2 separate regions of the Homo sapiens genome follow, and region 2 is linked to region 1. The links are chromatin contacts, found by Hi-C or POLR2A ChIA-PET in ENCODE. All regions are on one chromosome and are shown on one strand. Each heading gives the region's core, a stretch centred on a gene start or an enhancer-like site at or near the end of the contact. The rest is flanking DNA. Distances are from core to core; before and after follow the strand shown. Region 1 holds the start of ATAD2B (ATPase family AAA domain containing 2B). Region 2 holds the start of LBH (LBH regulator of Wnt signaling pathway).

Region 1 (6,199 bases), core at 2,640-5,139:
TGTATTTTTAGGAGAGACAGGGTTTCACCATCTTGGCCAGGTTGGTCTTGAACTCCTGATCTCATGATCCACCCACCTTGACCTCCCAAAGCACTGGAATTACAGGCGTGAGCCACTGTGCCTGGCCTCCTTTTTTTTTAAATTTTATTTTAATTTATAGAGATGGGGTCTCACTACATTGCCCAGCCTGGTCTTGAAATCCTGAGCTCAAGCGATTCTCCTACCTTGGCCTCTCTAAATTCTGGGATTATAGGCATGAGCCACTGCAACCAGCCCTTTTTCTTTCTCTTTTTTAAAATTTTATTTTAATTTATAGAGATGGGGTGTCACTATGTGACCAGCGCAGGCTGGTCTTGAATGCCTGAACTCAAGCCATCTTCCCACCTCAGCCTCCCAAAGTGCTAGGATTATAGGCGTGAGCCACCTTGCTTGGCCTTATCTTTTTCAAGTCTTCCTTTCTTTTGTCTACAATTTTGTGGTTCAACACGTATCTCAGGGGTCACTACCTCTCAGAGGTTTTCCCTAAAATCCCTGCTGGAATTAATGGTCTCTGCCTCATTCTTTCTTTTCACATTGTATTGCAGTTTACTGGTTTCTTCCCTATCTTATTCATTCCCTCTATGTCTGTGTGTTCTTTGAGGATTTTTAAACGTTCTTGATTTTTAAAAATCTGTGTATTTCCTGGCCTAGCAGAGTACCTAATACCAGTTGGATTTATTTATTTACTTATATATTTTCTAGAGACAGGGACTCACTATGTTGCCCAGGCTGGTTTCGAACTCCTGGGCTCAAGCTCAGTTGGATTTAAAATTAACATTTGTTACCTCCAGGCGCAGTGGCTCACACCTGTAATCCCAGCACTTTGGGAGGCTGAGGCAGGCAGATCACGAGGTCAGGAGATCAAGACCATCCTGGCTAATACGGTGAAACCTCGTCTCTACTAAAACTACAAAAAATTAGCCGGGCGTGGTGGCACACGCCTGTAGCCCTAGCTACTTGGGAGGCTGAGGCAGGAGAGTCGCTTGAACCTGGGAGGCGGAGGTTGCAGTGAGCCCAGATAGTACCACTGTACTCCAGCCTGAGTGACAGAGCAAGACTCCATCTCAAATAAATAAATAAAGTTAACATTTGTTGATAGTAAATGGTATAGGTTATGGTAACTTGGCCTTCCCAATTTAGGACTACAAAAACAAATAAACACACACAAAAAAGGAGGAAAGCACACAAATCCTTTGTATATAATTTGCATACCACACACCTCTGCAGGACACTAGCCTTTTTATTTATTTATTTTTTTTTGAGATGGAGTTTTGCACTGTTGCCCAGACTGGAGTGCAGTGGTGCAATCTCAGCTCACTGCAACCTCCGCCTCCCGGGTTCAAGCGATTATCCTGCCTCAGCCTCCCAAATAGCTGGGATTATAGGTGTCTGCCACCATGCCTGGCTAATTTTTTGTATTTTTAGTAGAAATGGGGTTTCACCATGTTGGTCAGGCTGGTCTCGAACTCCTGACCTCAAGTGATCCGCCCGCCTCTGCCTCCCAAAGTGCTGAGATTACAGGCATTAGCCACTGCACCCTACCCTTTTTTTTTTTTTTTAAATATTTTTTTGAGACAGGGTGTTACTCTGTCACCCAGGCTAAAGTACAATGGCATGAACTTGGCTCACTGCAGCCTGGACATCCTGGGCTCAAGTGACTGATGGCGCCTCAGTCTCAGGAGTGGCTGGGACCACAGGCACCACACCCAGTAGTTTCAGCTACCAGGGAGGCTGGGGCAGGGGGATTGCTTGAGCCTGGGAGGTCAAGGCTACAGTGAACTGTGGTTGTGCCACTGCACTCCAGCCTGGGTGACAGAGTGAGACCCTGTCTCTCTCTCTTTCTTTTTGGCAGGGAGAGGATCTCACTATGTTGCCCAGGCTGGTTTCCAACTCCTGGTCTCAAGCCATCCTCCCGCCTCGGCCTCCAAGTGCTGAGAATACAGGTGTGAGCTACAGTGCCTGGCCCAAACCAGCCTCTTTCCACAGGAATTGATACTTGTTTATGCTGCTCAGTGATGTGATAGCTACTTGACCCAGGAAAATCCAGGTATGGTTCCATTATGAGGAATCCCACCCATTAAGACATCAACTCTAAGTGGCAGGTGAAGTGTCCAGGAGAGGATGTGGTATGCAAATTGTGTCAGAAGGATTTATCTATTCTGGAATCCATACTGGTTCCCAAACAAAAAAAATTGTCATTTCCAGTGTTGTACAGTTTTTTGGAATGATTGGGAGCTTAGATGGCCAGAATGCTCTAAGTTTGATGCCATTTGGTCATTTTCAGGACTTTTCCTGAGTTTTCAATTTTTCTTAGTTTAATAAACAGTTTAATAAACTCCTGCCCAATAAACAGTAGGCTATGTCTAATGTACTGTGAATTTTATTTTTTTTTTTTTGAGATGGAGTCTCATTCTGTCACCCAGGCTGGAGTGCAGTGGCACGATCTTGGCTTACTGCAATCTCTGCCTCCCGGGTTCAAGCGATTCTCCTGCCTCAGCCTCTCAAGTAGCTGGGATTACAGGCATGCACCACGACACCTGGCTAATTTTTTGTATTTTTAGTAGAGAGGGGGTTTCACCATGTTGGCCAGGTTGGTCTCGAACTCCTGACCTCAAGTGATCCGCCCGCCTTGGCCTCCCAAAGTGCTGGGATTACAGGCGTAAGCCCGGCCTGTACTGTGAATTTTTGAAATGAACCTAATTCCTACTTTACAGCAGAGCTTTTCTTTCTTTCTTTTTCTTTCTTTCTTTCCTTTCTTTCTTCCTTTCTCTCTCTCTTTCTTCTTTTTTTTTTTTCTGAGACAGGGTCTGGCTCTGTCATCCAGGCTGGAGTGCAGTGGCGTGATTTCGGCTCACTGCAACCTCCATCTTCTGGGTTCAAGTGGTTCTCATGCCTCAGCTTCCCGAGCAGCTGGGATTACAGGTGCCCACCACAACACCCATCGATTTTTTGTATTTTTAGTGGAGACAGGGTTTCACCATGTTGGTAAGGCTGATCTAGAACTCTTGACCTCAGGTGATCCACCCACCCCGGCCTCCCAAAGTACTGGGATTACAGGCTTGAGCCACCGCACCCGGCCTACAGCAGAGCTTTTCATATGAATTGTGTGGCTTAATTTTTTTTTCTTTGGAAGTTAAATTGCAAATGCTTTATCTGTGGGTTCAGCTTTTTGTATTCTTAATTCTTCAGCGGGCCGGGGGCAGGGGGCGGCGATAGAGGCGGCTCTTACAGGGTACTCATTCTTTGGCTCCGCCTTAGATCTGGCTAAGGGGATAGAAAACGACCCTGCCTCGCTTTGTTTAAAAACGCAGAGTTCTAGCATGGTGTTTCCCCCCCCCCTTCTCTTCTTAAGCTTACCAAGTTCCAGATACCGCCCAGATGAATTTTTTTTTTATCACAGCTGTCATTCTCATTTCTACAGGCATGAAAAGTGCGACTCAAGTTCAGTGTCTTGCCTCGGGTAGCTTGGGGATTCCCAGTCAGCTCCTCGCGCCTTCGTCGCCGCTCCCCTTCCACCCCGCGCCTTCGCCGGCCGTCCCCTGCTCCATCCAGGCCACGGGGGTGACGGTGGGGTCTGGGGCATTCAGGCCTGGCTGGGCATGAGGGCTTCAGGCCCAATTCCACGCCCGAACTCGTCCTGATTAGTCTGGCTTTTCTGGTCGCCCCAGCCCTGCGGTCGGGGAGAGCTGGAAACCACCGAGCTGACAGCCTAGAGCGTCGCTCCCCGGCCGCCGAGCGCTGACGCCGCGCCGGGGGCGGGGCAGCTGGAGGCGGCAGGGAGAGGAGCGAGCAGCCGGGAAGGGCTGGCCGGCTTCGCAGCGCCCCGCCGTGGCTGCGGCCGGAAGCGGTCTCGTTGGCCCTGCGGCGCTGGAGCCTTGACGCACGGAGCTCGAGAGCGAGAACGGGAGAGAAAGGGGTAGAAATGGCGGCTCCGCTCGGCTCCCGCTGAGGAGGGCGAAGCCGGCGGAGTGTCTGTGCTGCCGGTCTGCAGCACCGCCCCCGCTTCCCGCACGCCGCCTGCTCACGCCGACTTCCCTTCCTCTGCCCGGCTCTCTCTTGTGCTCGTCTGCGCTCCGCACGCTCCGGGCCGGCTCGTCTCTCATTGCCCGGCTCGGCTCCGCTGGCCCTGACTGACCGGCCGGCGGGCCGGCCTTGCTCGGCTCTCCCGGGCGCGGCGTGGACTCCGTCCCCCTGGCTGGACCATGGTGAACACCCGGAAGAGCTCTCTCCGCCTTCTCGGGTCCAAGTCTCCTGGTCCCGGGCCTGGGCCTGGGGCCGGAGCAGAGCCTGGGGCGACCGGAGGCAGCAGCCATTTCATCTCCTCTCGGACCCGCTCCTCCAAGACCCGCGCCGCCAGCTGCCCCGCCGCCAAAGCCGGGGGAAGCGGTGGCGCCGGCGTCACTCTGGATGAGGCCAGGGTAAGAGCGCGGCGTCCCGAGTCCGGAGGCTCGGAAGTGCCGGCCCTGCTGCCGGGGCTTTGTCTGGCCGGGTTGGGGGTAGGAAGCCTACAGTGGAGACCGCTCGGGCGGCTGGAGACAGGGTCTGCGGGCGCGGTGGAGGGTGGCACCCAGAGAAGGGCCGCGACGCTGGCCCCTTTGCTTTTCAAGCTGGCCCGGCTCTTTTGTGTGAAGAACAGCCCTTGAGTCCAGGGGAGAGGGCTTTGGGGGTCCCTTTCGGCGTCATTCGAACGATCTGCTGTCCGTGTCCTTGTCCTGCCCCAGAGGGGAATTCTAGCGGGGAAGCAAGAGCGAAGGGCCAGAGCCCCTGGGTGGAAGGGTTGGAGAAGTGAAAGTTTTCTGCGGTGTCAAACCCTTCTTGAAAGTGTGTCAGTTCCTGCCGCTGTCTAACTCCAGCTTACTCTCAGTTTGGGGGTGGTTCAAGTTGGTGAGGAAGTGAACAGAGAGCTCCAGTTGGCAGCCAGGCAGGGATGCTGAAAAAAGTTTGTAGCTGCTCTGACACCAACTTTAAAAACAAAATCAACGCTATCGCCTCTCCAGGCAGGAGAGATCAAACATGATATTATAGCTGGGGAACCAGCCAGCTAGCTCACCAAGGTGCTAGTAGGAACCAGAGCTTTCAGGTCACAGAAGGAGCACGTCGAAAGAAACAAGTGGAATGTTTCGGATAGTCAGCACCATCATGCCAAAACTGTGTGGTTTCTTGGGTGTCTACATTTTTGTTATGGGACTATATTACAAAAGGTGAATGAACACCATAGTCATGCAGTTGCAAAAATGACATTTAAAGACGCTGGTGATTGAATTAAAAAACTGATTGAAAGATCTTGAAATTTTATTACCTACATTATAAAGCTAAGCACAGATATTTATTGTTTTAAAGGAATTGACACGTTTGTTTTACTATGAGATTGTTTCTGAATTCAGAGAAGAGTGTATTGCTTCTGTCTAAAAGAGGTTGACTTGCTAAGTAATTTGGCTGGAAAAAGCTGTTCATTTAAAATGCTCCTTTAATTCCACACCATTTTGTGGTTCTTATTGGGGGAAAGCAATATTTTATGTTCTAGGGGTCTACAAGATCGCGGTTTGTGTGTGCTTTTCTTTGTGTCTTACACTGTTTTGACACTAACAGAATGGATCTAGGCAGAGACAGGAATATTTTACCATACTACTCTGAAATATTTTTATTATATCTTTGAAAATCGTTTTGGCTTTTCTTTGATAAAATTTTGGGCATTATAACGTCCTATTTAATAGACTATTTTGGGGGCTTACAGCTCTCTTAGGTTGAAATAAGGTTAAATCTGAAAGTTGTGCAAACTGTTGAGAATAAGTACTTTGAAGACGAGGCTTTCGGTGGAAACTATTCCAAACATGTTCAAGCTTCTTGACCTACTGAGGCTATCACATATTTTAAAATAAAACTCAATTTAAGAAAAGATCTTTTCTGTACATTTAAGGACAAAGAAAATATTTAGGGTGTAAGCATTTAATCGTATCATGCTATGTGAATGCCTAGTCTGTTAGAGCAGTGTCTAACTCATCTGAAGCAATTAGCTCATCTTCACTCATCAGTTTGTGGTCCCATTTTTGAATTCATGGATATCATGCTGTCCTCACCCCCCGAGGAATAAGGTGAGGTAATTTGTCAAGCAGCTGTTATAGAGATGTTAAAAGGCTAGGAATCAATAATCTAATGAGGA
Region 2 (6,733 bases), core at 2,961-5,460, 6.3 Mb before region 1:
CCATGGCACCCACCCTGGCTCCCTGGCTTTCTATTTGATTTTTTTTTTTTTTTAATTTACAAAATAAATGTCCCTGGAACAGTTCTAAGGAATGACCAGCCAGAGTCAACCTAGACCCTAGCGGAACCAAGCCATGGTGTGGACACACAATACATCAGAAGAACAAGGCTCTGGGGTTAGACAGACCCAAGTCACTGACTCAGGCTGAGCCATTTCCTCATCTGTGAACAGGGTGAGGATCCCCGCCTGGGAGCTGTGGTAAGATGTGAGCAAGGCAGCGTCTGTAGAGTGCTTGGCGTGCAGTGGGCATACCTTCATGTCTGTAGCACGGACCCATGGACCCATCACACTCCCTTTCGACTTCCCTGGGCTGGCCATCCTACACAACTTCCCTAGCTCCAAGGTCTTCCTTAAGAAGAGACTCCTCCCTCCCCCCAGTTTAACAACATAGGAACTCTCCTCCAAAACCCCAAACCAGCTCACAGCCCAGAGGGAACTGCAGGTGCTCCATTGCTCCCACCCCCAACCCAGGGGCAGTAGAGAGGCAGCAGGGCAAGCCAGAGAGAGGGCTGGGGTAAGAGTCCAGAGGGCTCACTCTGGTCCCTTTTTGTGATCCTTGTGCATTTTGGATCCACCAGACAGGATGATCTCCAAGCAAGATCCCAGCAATAGCATCCCTGAGCTAGCCTCCCTTTGGGGAAAATATCTTCCTCTCTAAGTGGTTTGAATGTTAACTCTGAATCAACAGGTCAATAATCAACCCAAGGAAGAAAGCAGCATTGGACATGGCTATCCCCACCAGACCACCCTTCTGCAGAAGCCCCCGACAGCAATGCTTCTACTACCCCAGGCATGGCTGGGAAGGAAAGTTCTGGTCTCAATCGACTAAACAAATCATTTCCTCCTTTGCTGCGGTGAATGGCAAAGTTCACAGAGCCAGTAGGGTCAATTCATCACAATGGCTAATGCTTGCTGAGCCCTTATCTGTCCCAGACACTAGGAATGCTTCCTACACATCCACTTGTCATGGTGAATCTTTACCACAATCTTAGGAGATAAGGACGATTGTTGCCCCATTTTACAGATGAAGAAACTGAGGCTTACTGGCATTAGGGGACTCTGCCACAGTCCCACAGCTCTTATATGTGGCACTGGGATGCAAAACCAAGTCTGTCCTCACCCCCAGCAAAAACCACTAGGCTCTAGAGAGTCAGAGGGGAGCCAGGACTTACTCACCTGGTAGGAAAGGCCATCCTTGCGGGGGCTGAGGCCGATCTCCTCCATGGGCTGGGTGTTCATCATCACCTCAGTCATCTTGGCCGATCTCAGATAGTCGGGGCTGCCAAGAAACCCAGACCAAAAGTCAACAAACACACGCGCTTTCACATTCCTAACTCTTCATGCATTCACTGCTGTGGGATCAGGGGACTGTCTGGAGACAGGAAGAGAGGTGTTCAAAACAGAACTTGCAGCAAAACAAGCTCACACCCTGAGGAAGCGCCTTGCAAGCCCACAGCCCCAGGGCTCAGCCGCAACAGACAAAGCCCATTGTCTGCAGACCTCTCTGGCAAACCTCTTCCCTCCTCTCCTGTACTCTAGTCCCCACTGGCACAGAGGGACCCTGAATGTTTCTTTAAATGACAGAACCAGAGAAACCAAAACAGTAGGTAGCTGAGTCCATCTGTCTATATTAAAACCAATTCAACCACATCTCCCTTCACTTCTCCAACTAAGAATAAAAATAATCCTCACATGAACTTTCCAAAGGGGAACTCTATATATTATTAATACACAATAACAATAACAGGTCAACTGGAGGGAAACAAAGTCCAATCATACAGCTTTCCTAAATTTGTCTCTCTGGTGCTCCTTTTGGCAAAATGTTCCACTTAAAGCCCCAAGGGGTCAGCTTTTCTGCAAGTTTCACATCTGCCATCCATCCCCTTTCTCTAGCCCCAGACACAGCAGCTGCATGCTCACAGCTTGAAAAACATCCCCTGGATTAAAAGCCTTAAGGATACCCGACTCTGACTGCAAAGGAAATTTCCAGAGGGGCCAAGCTGGCCCACCAATGGCTGACATGTGAAAGTGCCTTGTACTCTCTAAGCAGGATACGAATATTCCCTTATCCTTGCACAAACTCTGGGCACATACAGGATCCCGTGCACATAATGCTGAACATAAGCACCAAATACAGGTACCTGCTACACAGCACCCAATGCTTTCCACCATCGTGCCTGTGCACATGGTTTAAAACAAAAATATGGGGGAGTCTTTTGAGGGACAGTATCTAAGGAAACAGGGGTACCAGATGCCTCTTCAATTGTATGGTTACTACATAGATAAGAAATGACACTGGATTTAGAAACAGAAGCAATAGGTTCTAGGCTCTGCCCCTCAAGAACTGTGTGATCTTGAACAGGTCCTGTAACTTCTCTGAGCCACAAGTGTCCTGTTTGTCTGTTACTCTGATGCTAATAGTGCATACCTCACAGTTAGGTTAAGGGCTAATGTCTGCATAAAAGCATTGCAAGCTGCAAAGTGCTAATCGATGAAATAAACTTAAACCTTAATTTCTCATAATATTCTTAATGGGTCCAAACACCCACCTTGGCAAATTTTGAGCAGCCAAAGGCACAAAGCCTCCAACAGCCTTCAAAGCTTCACCTATAATAAGGCACCTAGCTGCTCACACACCACGGGAGAGGCAAGGGAGGGGCACCCACAAGAAGGGTACACAAGCCTCGGGGTGGGGGAACTTGAACTGTTGAGAGAGGGAAGTTCAGTCCCCTCTCTAAACACTGCCAGGCTGGGACGGATGGGGGCAGGGAGACTAACAGAAGATGCGGGGCTTTGCGGCAAGTTTAGGTTCGGGAGCTGGGCCCTGCAAAGGCAGTTTCCTCCCGGGTCTTGGAAAGGCTGCTGGCGACCTCCAAAGAAAGGAGCCAGAAGAGCGCACGCAGGGTGAAGAGTCTGACGTAGGGGCGGCTCTTCCTCGCTCGGGGCTGTGGCGCCGGCCCGAAAAGTTGAAGCGAGAAGCATGAACTTTCCGCTTCTTGGGCCAGGCCGGACCCCGCCGCGGCTTGCGCCGGTTTTCCCTTCGCTCAGCGCCTGCCGGAGACTCGGGGCCGAGCTCCCCACGTCCGCACCTGAGAGCGCGCTCCGGGGCTGCCGGCGCTCGCCCCCGGCCGCTTCTCCTCTAACCCAGAGCAGGAAGGAAGAAACTGCCAGCAAGGAAGTCCCAGCAGTCAGGGGCCTGCCTCTCTCTGCATCCCTCCCGGCTCCGATCCCCAGTCCGGGGCAAACCTCCGACGCCCCGCGCCCGGCCCGGGCTCCTTCCCCTTCAGCACGGCGAAGGCGGCTCCTCCCAGTCCCGGCCCCCACCAATGTGCGTCGGTTTTTAGGGGCGGTGGAGAGGGCAGGGGTTGAGAGGCTGCAGCGCGTGCCCTGCTGCTTGTGGCTTTAGTGGGGTTACGTGTGGGGAGAGCGTTTCCCGCCCCCCACCCCCCCGGAGCTCTGCAAACCCTGCGGCCGCACCAGCTCAGCCCCGCTGCTGCCGGCCTCGACGTTGAGACTTGCATGCAAACAAAAAGAAAAAGAGGAGGGGCCCGGGAAGAGCAGGAGCCCCCCTGCGCCAAGTGGGGCGCGCGCCTCCTGCAGCTCTCCGCATAGGGTGGTTTCATTGGGGGGGATTCACACGTGACCCCTGGCTCCCCCGCCAACCAATACAAACCCTCCGGCCGTCACTTAGGTGAGGGCTCCGAGTTCACGTCCTTTGTCTGGATGTTCTCAGCACCCCCTCCCCCCACCCCCACCTTTGCAACCTTGACGTTGACTCCTGCACGGGCTCGGGCGGCGGGTTAGCGCTGAGCGCCCGCGCCGCCGGCTGCCCTCGCACCCGGAGCCGGCACGAAGCAGGCGCCCGGGCCCGCAGCCACCGCCGCGAGACAGACGCCCGCCGCAGGCGCAGGGTACTCACCAGTGAATGGGGAAATATATAGACATGAAGTCCTAGGGCAGGCTGACACACGCCCCTGTGATTTAAAAACGGTCCCTGCGTCCCGAGTGAGGATGACACGGGCGCAGACGGGCACGGCAGGCGGCCGAGTGCGGACACCGGGCGCTCGCCGTCCGCCTTCCCAGGACAGCCCCACGGCTAGCGACGTCGGCAAGGTGGACACAACTCCCCGCTCTCCACTGAGCACTCAGCCCCACAAAGAGCCCGGGAAGCCGTATTTATAGGGGCGGGGGCGGGGCTTGGCCCCGAGAGGCCCCGCCCTCCCTCGCCCACTCCTGGAATAACGTCACCAAAATCATGAATGGCTTCAGCGCTCGCAGCTCCGGCGGGCGGCGGCTCGGGGGCGCGCTCGGCTCTGCTCCCGGGGCCGTGGTTCGCTGCGGCTGCGAGCCCGGCCCCCTCCCGCCGCTCTCCCACGCGCACACGCGCTCACTCGCACCGGCCCGGACTCCGCGTCCGCGCCGCTTCCCGCTCACAGCCCCCTCCACGCACACCCCGAACTCCAGCGCGGCGGAGGTGGGCGCAAGGAGGGCGCGGGGGCCGCTCGGGACATGACAGCTCGGCGGCTGCTCTGCGCCGGGGTAGGGCACCCGCCACTCCTCCACCCCAGCCGCCCGGCGCCAGCGCCCTCCTTCCCATCCACTGGCTGTCCCCAGCCCACCTCGGACCCCTCTGAAGCGTTTGTTCCCCATACTAGGCCTCTCTCTGGAATCCTCGCCCGCAGCCTTGCGATCAGCGAGGGGAAACAAGAGCATGGTTAAAGAAGAAGCGGTGGGAAGGTGGCAGAGACGCGGAGCCGGGGGACCGAGTGCCCACGGGGCGCGTTGGCTTGCGAAGGGCTGGTCTGCAGCCCTGAGTTCCGTGGAAGGTTTTATTTGTGGGAGCAAGGATGTGGTGTCGTCCTGGGTAGGATTTTTCCATTGGAGACACACATACGCCCGGTCTGCAGCGGGGGCAGAAGGTGTGGGCGGGCGGTGTGCACGCCGCCCCCCATCCTTGACTCCCACGTCTTCTCCGAGGAGTCGCTCATGACAGCAGAAACAAAGAGCTTTAGCCGAACGCCTCCCACACTGCCCAGGAATTGCAGCTCTGGGCGTCTGTCCAGGCAGTCAAAGCTGCGCAGCCCCCCAGAGCCACATGATGGGAGTCTCACTCGGGACCCAGCGCTGCCGCTCTGTGGCCTCCGCTTCAATCACGCCTGTAAAATGGCTTTAGAACCCTCACCTACCTGTGTATAGGGGCTGAGGAAAGGGGGCGCGGGGAGATCAAAAACTAAGCAAAATTAAATTGGCTTTGAAGTGAATCAGCTTTTTAAAAGAAAGGCAGTGAGTGTATTGAATCCGTATATATGTACTTGAAAGTGGAAACGCATAGCTTATCTCAGGCAAAAGGATGACAGAATTAATGGCGAAGGTTCGACAGGGGTAGGACCCTGAAGGAAGCCGTGAGAGAAGACCCTCATAATTTTCATCAGTCCCCGCAAAACCAGCCCAAACAAAAATTATAAGAATTGATGAGAATAATTTATTTAAAAATAACTGGGCTATTTTCAATCACTTATATGCTTATATGTACAACCTGAGTTAAAATAGTGTGCTTCCTATGAAAACACAGCTTCATGACAAGCCCCTGGCTGCCCCCTCCAACCAGAGAAATTCCCCCACCTCCCAAGCTAAACGCATTCTCTTCCTCTGGGGGTGTTGCCTGATGGAGGGGCTAAACGGGAGATGCTGCAGGGATGGGGTTATTGTTGATGTCCTGCACAGAGGGTGGGGAAGCTTCTCAGTGTCACTAGCCAGGTGTGGCACATTGTCATCTAGGCAGCCACAGGAGACGCCAATGCTTGGAGAGCTAGTTTCCAGGCTGAGACTTCCAGGCACTCAGAGGAAAATGTCTGGGCTAGACCCCGGGTGGGCAGGATGAAGCCTTCTGCCACTTCTTCCCAGTAGCAATCTCTGGTGAGGCTGGGATCAAAGACTGTTGCGCCACTTTTACACATAACAGACACACTTTATGTGTTTGTGATTATTGCCATGTGAAGCTTTCAAAACTCAGAAAGCTATTTCCCTCCCTCCCCATTTTCCCAAATATCTAAATGTCAAAATGGCCTCATTTTGGAGAAGAGGGTGGGGAGTAAGGCCTCCACCAGCTGTTATCTGGCCTCTGGAAAAATCCTCTACATTGGAGTGCATTGAGGGAATTACCTGAGGCCTACTCTTTGGGAAACTTATTAATGCCCATTTTAGCTAAAGTTCATCTCTGTCAGTAAGTTAAAATAGAAATAAGCCTGGGGTTGTGATCCCCAGTCTGCATTTTCTGTTTCTCCTCTGGAATCACAGTGACACATCCATTCATTTGAAAATATGGGAGGTGGCTGGGTGCGGTGGCTCACGCCTGGTAATCCCAGCACTTTGGGAGGCTGAGGCAGGTGGATCACCTGAGGTCAGGAGCTCAAGACCAATCTGACCAACACGGTGAAACCCCGTCTCTACTAAAAATACAAAAATTAGCTGGGCGTGGTAGTGGGTGCCTATAATCCCAGCTACTTGGGAGTCTGAGGCAGGAGAATCGCTTGAACCTGGGAGGCAGAGGTTGCAGTAGGCCGAAATTGTGCACTCCAGCCTGGGCAACAAAAGTGTGACTCCGTCTCAAAAAAATAAAATAAAATAAAATAAAATAAATAAAATAAAATATGGGAGGCGTGGGGCTAAGCTT

What was found. A loop is a pair of places that touch in the nucleus more often than their neighbours do. ChIA-PET counts read pairs that join two places held with the same protein, here RNA polymerase II (POLR2A). Pooled maps may share reads with other maps.
Region 2: a pooled map shows a loop between it and region 1 (8-fold over the local background). The contact joins the promoter of LBH here to the promoter of ATAD2B in region 1. A Hi-C loop is called at or near these places in 3 of 50 pooled maps. POLR2A ChIA-PET finds 5 or more read pairs at or near these places in 2 of 52 experiments (A673 and OCI-LY7).

What each region holds. Positions count from the first base shown.
Region 1 is chr2:23,924,813-23,931,011 of GRCh38, reverse strand. ATAD2B (ATPase family AAA domain containing 2B) reads left to right here and starts at 3,889. Exons shown (of 28, transcript NM_017552.4): 1 at 3,889-4,457. The coding sequence starts at 4,242. It also overlaps a transcript of UBXN2A not described here. RefSeq lists enhancers at 3,363-3,452, 3,039-3,955, 4,713-4,762, 3,956-4,874, 4,973-5,222 and silencers at 3,623-3,952, 4,153-4,232.
Region 2 is chr2:30,229,011-30,235,743 of GRCh38, reverse strand. LBH (LBH regulator of Wnt signaling pathway) reads right to left here and starts at 4,210. Exons shown (of 3, transcript NM_030915.4): 1 at 3,980-4,210; 2 at 1,237-1,339. The coding sequence starts at 4,005. RefSeq lists silencers at 3,211-3,270, 3,281-3,480, 3,871-3,960, 4,161-4,710 and enhancers at 4,514-5,028, 5,029-5,544.